Linked DNA regions of Homo sapiens: region 2 is linked to region 1. Evidence: chromatin loops called from intact Hi-C (ENCODE). Cell type or tissue: psoas muscle. All regions are shown on one strand. Links, peaks and the distances in the headings refer to the core of each region. The heading gives the core; the rest is flanking DNA. Region 1 overlaps TPX2 (TPX2 microtubule nucleation factor). Region 2 has its middle 9.1 kb from the start of MYLK2.

Region 1 (2,916 bases), core at 184-2,683:
AGCTCAGTTTCTTTTGGGCTGCAAACATAGATCTAGGGAAATAAATACTGCTTAACTATTTTGTTGTTGTTGTTGTTGTTGTCTTTTAAGAGACAGAGTCTCACTCTGTTGCCCACGTTAGAGTGCAGTGGTGCAATCGTGGGTCACTGTGGCCTCAAACTCCTGGACTCAAATGATCCTCCCACCTCAGCCTCCTGATTAGCTGGGACTACAGGCACACACCACCATGCCCAGCTACTTAGGAGGGGTTGAGGAGGGAGGATCCTTTGGGCCCAGGAGTTCGAGTCTAGCCTGAGCAACAGGCTAGATTCTTTAAAAAACAGAGATGAAAAAGAAAGAAAAAAAGGATGTGAAGGGTTAAATTTGAACACTTTCCAGGTAGTTTTCAGCATCATGCTTTGGTGGAATCATGGTTTTGAGGCTAAGTGGGGTTGCTGCATGTTACATTCCTGCCTCTTCCTTCCCCCAGCTTTAGTCGTCTTCATTACATTCATGCCTGGGAAGCCTTCCCAGTGACCTGAGTTAGGCATTAAGATCATGGGAATCCAAGATTTTCCCATGTCTTCTAGCATATTTGTTCACAAGAAAAGGAAAATTTCCTCCTTGCAGCAAGGGGTTTTTAACCACTGTCAGTACCATGGAATCTTTCACTAAAAATCCTTTGAATAGAAATGTGGTCAAGGAGAGGAAAGGTATCAGCAGTGATAATACCTTACAATAGTGTATTTCATAGCACTTGAAGTAGCTTCTTATTTGATTATGGTAAGAAGGTAGGCAGAGAATTAGTGACTTGCCTATTGTCATATACATGTGGTAAATGCCAGAGAGGGCATTCTGGACTTCTGTTAGTTGGAATTGCTTTTGACTACAGGTGACAGAAAATGTGGCTATAATGGTTTATACAATAATTATTATTATTTTCTGAGATGAAGTCTCACTCTTGTCACCCAGGCTGGAGTGCAATGGCGCAATCTCAGCTCACTGCAACCTTCGCCTCCTGGGTTCAAGTGATTCTCCTGCCTCAGCCTCCCGAGTAGCTGGGATTACAGGCACCTGCCACCACACCTGGCTAATTTTTATATTTTTATTAGAGACAGGGTTTCACCATGTTGGTGAGGCTGGTCTCGAACTCCTGACCTCAGGTGATCCGCCTGCCTTGGCCTTCCAAAGTGTTGGGATTACAGGTGTGAGCTACCGTGCCTGGCCTATTTTTTTTTAGTATAAGAAGTCTTTTTAGCAGGTCATGGAAAATTGTAAAAAACACCAGAAGTCTAGAGGTATATAGTAGCTGATATTTGATCTTTAATAGTCATTAGCTCATTGATGTTAAGCCCTATGTTTATTGTTCTCTTGGCCATCTACTCATGTATACCAGATGACTGCCATAGCTCCAGCTTGCCTTCAAGGCAAGAAGAAGGATAAAGGGAAAGGGCAGGAATAAGGGCTATAGCTGTTTTCAGGAAAGAAAATTTTTTCCTAGGAATCCCTCAGCAGATTCTTACTTAGTTCTCATTGGCCAGAACTGTCCCATGGCTACCCCAAGCTTGGAAAGTGGCTATCAGGAGGTAACTTCCATTTTAATGTACTTGCTACTGTTTTGGTCATGGTCAATGAAAAATATTTAATCGTACCTTGACTTCAGCCATGTTAATTTCTAATTCTCTATACTTAGAGTTCATACTGTATAATTTAAACAAACTGTCTTATTTATTGTGTATGATAGGACCTTAGCGTCTATGTAGATGTTAAGTTCCTTTGTGTTCAGGACTACATCTACTTTTTTTTCTTTTTTTTTGAGACGGAGTCTCGCACTGTTGCCCAGGCTGGATGCGGTGGCGTGATCTCGGCTCACTGCAAGCTCTGCCTCCCGGGTTCACACCATTCTCCTGCCTTAGCCTCCTGAGTAGCTAGGACTATAGGTGACCGCCACCATGCCTGGCTAATTCTTTTTGTATTTTTAGTAGAGACGGGGTTTCACCATGTTAGCCAGGATGGTCTCAATCTCCTCACCCTGTGATCCACCTGTCTCGGCCTCCCAAAGTGCTGAGGTTACAGGTGCGAGCCACTGAGCCTGGCCGCTTAGATCTACTTTTTGTGTGAAGATATAGAGTGTCATCCTTGAATGTTACTGAGAAACATTCAAGGGCACACAGCTTATGGCCCCTAGCAAGTACACACTATTGTGAACCACTGACAAAAAGCTTATTGAGTTAAGCTTAATAATGAAAGTAGAAATGGAGGAGAGAGGAAAATTTAGACTGGGGATACCAAAGAACCCCTATTCCAGACAGAAGACTATGGAGAATGGATTTACTTGGAAATAAATACAGTATTCTTTTCTATGCAAATAGCTTAACTTCATGAACACCCTTCTTTAATTCACAAGGTAAGAGGGCAGAAGGATGTAGAAAGAACATTGTGCTGAAGTCACGAGCCTCAGGTCCAGATCTGGCTCTGTTTTTACGTAACTGTGTGATACTGGGCAAGTCATTTAATCTTTCTGATCTTCAGCTTCTAGGTTGGGAATAATTGCTGCTTTACAGGATTGTTTTGCATATCAGAAAGAATACATATTTAGTATATCATGGCACCTGGCATGTAATGAACACCTCTGGTAACTGTTTTTACCATGATCCTTAGGATTTTTGTTGTGTGATCTTGGAGAACCCCTTTTTGCTTTAAGTTAATATCTTATAGACTGCAAAGGTTAGGTGTTAATCAAAGTTTCCTCCCAATTCTAAAATATCATGTTTCTACACTAAGTACCTCAATTAGAGCATTGTTATAAAGATACTTGTGGAATTCTGGCTGCAGTGAGCATAGGAGAGACCATGGGAAGATGATGTTCTCTGGGGTCTAGATTGATGTCACTGTATAAATGAAATATTTGTTATAACAGATGTTTCTGGCCGGGTG
Region 2 (2,916 bases), core at 95-2,594, 58 kb after region 1:
TCTATGTTTGTAATTAAAATATAAGCTTGAAAGTGAATAGAAGCCCTTCCCAAAAGCATAGTTAATGACATTATCCTGGCTTGCACATTTGCTGAATGGAAAGCTCTTTTTGGCTGATATGATGTCAACATTACTAACACCCATGTCCAGAGACAACGTTCATTGGCATTTAACAAAGCCTTTCTGGAGATAATTCTAGTTATGTTCTTTAAAGTCTTGGGATGCCACATTTTCAAGTAGATTTGTTGTCTCTACTTTAGATCAGATTTGAAAGGAGAAAGCTCTTAGTCTTTCTTAACTCTACCAGGAGGTTGGGTGCGGTGGCTCACGCCTGTAATCCCAGCACTTTGGGAGGCCGAGGCAGGTGGATCACAAAGTCAGGAGTTTGAGACCAGCCTGACCAACATTGTGAAACCCTGTCTATACTAAAAATACAAAAATTAGCCAAGCGTGGTGACAGGCGCCTGTAATCCCAGCTACTCAGGAGGCTGCGGCAGGAGAATCGCTTGAACCTGGGAGGCGGAGGTTGCAGTGAGCCAAGATCATGCCACTGCACTCCAGCCTGGGCGACAGAGCAAGACTCCATCTAGAAAAACAAAACAAAGCAAAACAAAACAAAACAAAGACTCTACCTGGGGCTGTGATGTGTCTTTTGGGAAGAAGGGTGGGATTATAATCTCACTCCGGTTAGAGAAATGATGGGTAACCTTTAACAAGTTATTCCTCTTTTGGGGGCTTCAATTTCCACATCCGTCAAATAAGATTGAGCTGGAACAATTAATAAGGCTCCTTTCAGCTTAAATATTTTTAGATTTTTTTCTAGGCAGTTTTTTAAGCCAAACCAGCCCTACTTTTATATTTATATGTCTTCTATAGCCAGTTGTTCAATCCCTGCAAGAGAGCAAGCTCTCCTGTCCCTGGGTTTCCATGTGGACTTCAACGAAGTATGTTGGAGACCAGTGTTCTATCTTGTTGAGGACTTTCCAAGGGTTGTTCTGGAAACGGAAATCTAGCCCAGATCACTCCAGGGGACTAATCCCTGAATAATTCTGTCCCCTTGACACGCACACATATTTTCTGATGTTTTTCTTGACCTTGGAACTGGTTAAAGACTGCATAGAATGTTCAGTGAATTCTTGCAGACTGCCACAAAGAAGTCCTTCCCATCCAAGATATGATTTCCCCCCCAAGATTGAGATTATTTTGGAAGTAATCCTTCTATTGTTGGAGGCAGTTTAAGGATGTCACCATAAAATGGACTTTACCTTGTTCTTTTTCTGTTTCTCTCCGTTGCGATTCAGTTTTTACGTGTTCATGGACAAGGAGACCTGGGTTATTTTTGGATAACTGGCACAGGGTTCAAGAGAAATACAGAATTATTTCATGGAATAAACCCTAGATTGGGAACTGGGAGAGCTGCTCTCGCTTTGTGACTTTGAACATGTTGTTTATATTCTCTGGGTCTCAGTCTCCTCATAGAAGTTAGAATGATCTTGCTAGAAAGGACCCTTCCTCTAGCACAGTGGAGGGGAATTTCTCTCCCGCCTTACCATGCCCCAAAGGCACTGTGGGCAGCAATGGTGACTGTTACCCACCCAGCTAGCCAGTGTGACTCAGAGTGGCCGTGCTTGAGTCACATATTCAGTGTTGTCAGTGGCTGTGTCACCAAGGATTGCCAGAGGCCTTTGCTATTTTCCCACAGCTAACAACCTGACAGGATAGGGTCAGCAGCTTCTAGTTAACAGCTGGCCAAAAGAAGCAGGGAGACATCTCTGCAGGGGAGGAGGTTCATGGGAGTTTGTTCAAGCAAGAGAGGCTTTTTCTCTCTTGGTAGTTTGTTACTGCAGCAATAGAAAACGAATGGGGGAAGCAACACAGAGCACACAGTCACTCAGGAGCTGGGAGGGGTTGCCAGTGCGCCTCCCCTTCATGAAACCACTTCACTTTTTTTTTTTTTTGAGATAGAGTCTCGCTCTGTCGCCCAGGCTGGAGTGCAGTGGTGTCATCTCGGCTCACTGCACCCTCCATCTCTTGGGTTCAAGCAATTCTCCTGCCTCAGCTTCCCGGGTAGCTGGGATTACAGGTGCCTGCCACCAGGCCCGGCTAATTTTTTTTGTATTTTTAGTAGAGACAGGGTTTCACCATGTCGGCCAGGTTGGTCTCAAGCTCCCAAAGTGCTGGGATTACAGGCGTGAGCCACCGCGCCAGGCCAGAGCTTCACTTTTTGTGCATCTCTCTCTCCTTGGAACATTTGCTGTACTGATGACTGGGTCTCAGTGTTCTGTGTTTCCCCACATACACCACAACGCTACTCTTGTGAGCTACTCAGAGGCCTAAGCATCTTGGCCTGTGGGACTTTTATTCTCTAAGACAGTGGTCCTCAGAGTGTGGTCTGTGGCCCAGCAGCAACAGCATCATCAGGGACTAGAAATGCAAATTCTTTATTCCCACACTAGACCTACTGAGTCAGGCACGCTGAGGGTGGGGCCCAGCAACGTATATTTTAACAAGCACTCCAGGGGACAGTGATGCGTGCCTAAGTGTGAGGACCACTGTGCCAGGAGAGGGACCTGCAAATCCTGACAGACAACAGGTCTCCTAATGCAGGTACCCATGGGCCAAGGAGCCAGCAGCCACTCTCCTGTGACCTTAGTGCCCAGCCAGTCAAGAGCCTGTCTCAGGGTGAGAACATCTTCCTCCCTTCCACAGCCCCTTGAGGGGTCACCTTTGTACAGTCTGACTGAGTTAGACACGGGAGAGCTGCTGAGCTTGTTGAGTGGATGTTTTATCTCCTTAGCCAAGACTCCATTCCCAGAATGAAGACGGAGGGAAGAATGCTTTTCCATATGTTCTTCCAACAAGTCATATGACAGATGAGGAAACCGAGGCTCAGAGTTTAAGTTACTCATCCAAAGT

The links. Peaks named below come from ENCODE experiments on the same cell type or tissue, not always from the same donor. Only the 100,000 strongest peaks of a DNase experiment are listed, where the experiment ranks them.
Region 2: it touches region 1 in a loop (2.8-fold over the local background); 10 of 110 quality-filtered maps call a loop at or near these places.

The regions. Positions count from the first base shown.
Region 1 is chr20:31,750,837-31,753,752 of GRCh38, forward strand. All of the region lies in intron 2 of TPX2 (TPX2 microtubule nucleation factor), which reads left to right. Among named protein-coding and RNA genes, the nearest start is that of TPX2, 13 kb to the left of the region's middle. In psoas muscle, for the core only: no CTCF peak of the experiment used is centred there; no DNase peak of the experiment used is centred there; H3K27ac peaks cover 1,968 bases.
Region 2 is chr20:31,808,824-31,811,739 of GRCh38, forward strand. No RefSeq gene overlaps it. Among named protein-coding and RNA genes, the nearest start is that of MYLK2, 9.1 kb to the right of the region's middle. In psoas muscle, for the core only: no CTCF peak of the experiment used is centred there; a DNase peak (open chromatin) is centred at 1,608; H3K4me3 peaks cover 17 bases; H3K27ac peaks cover 2,500 bases.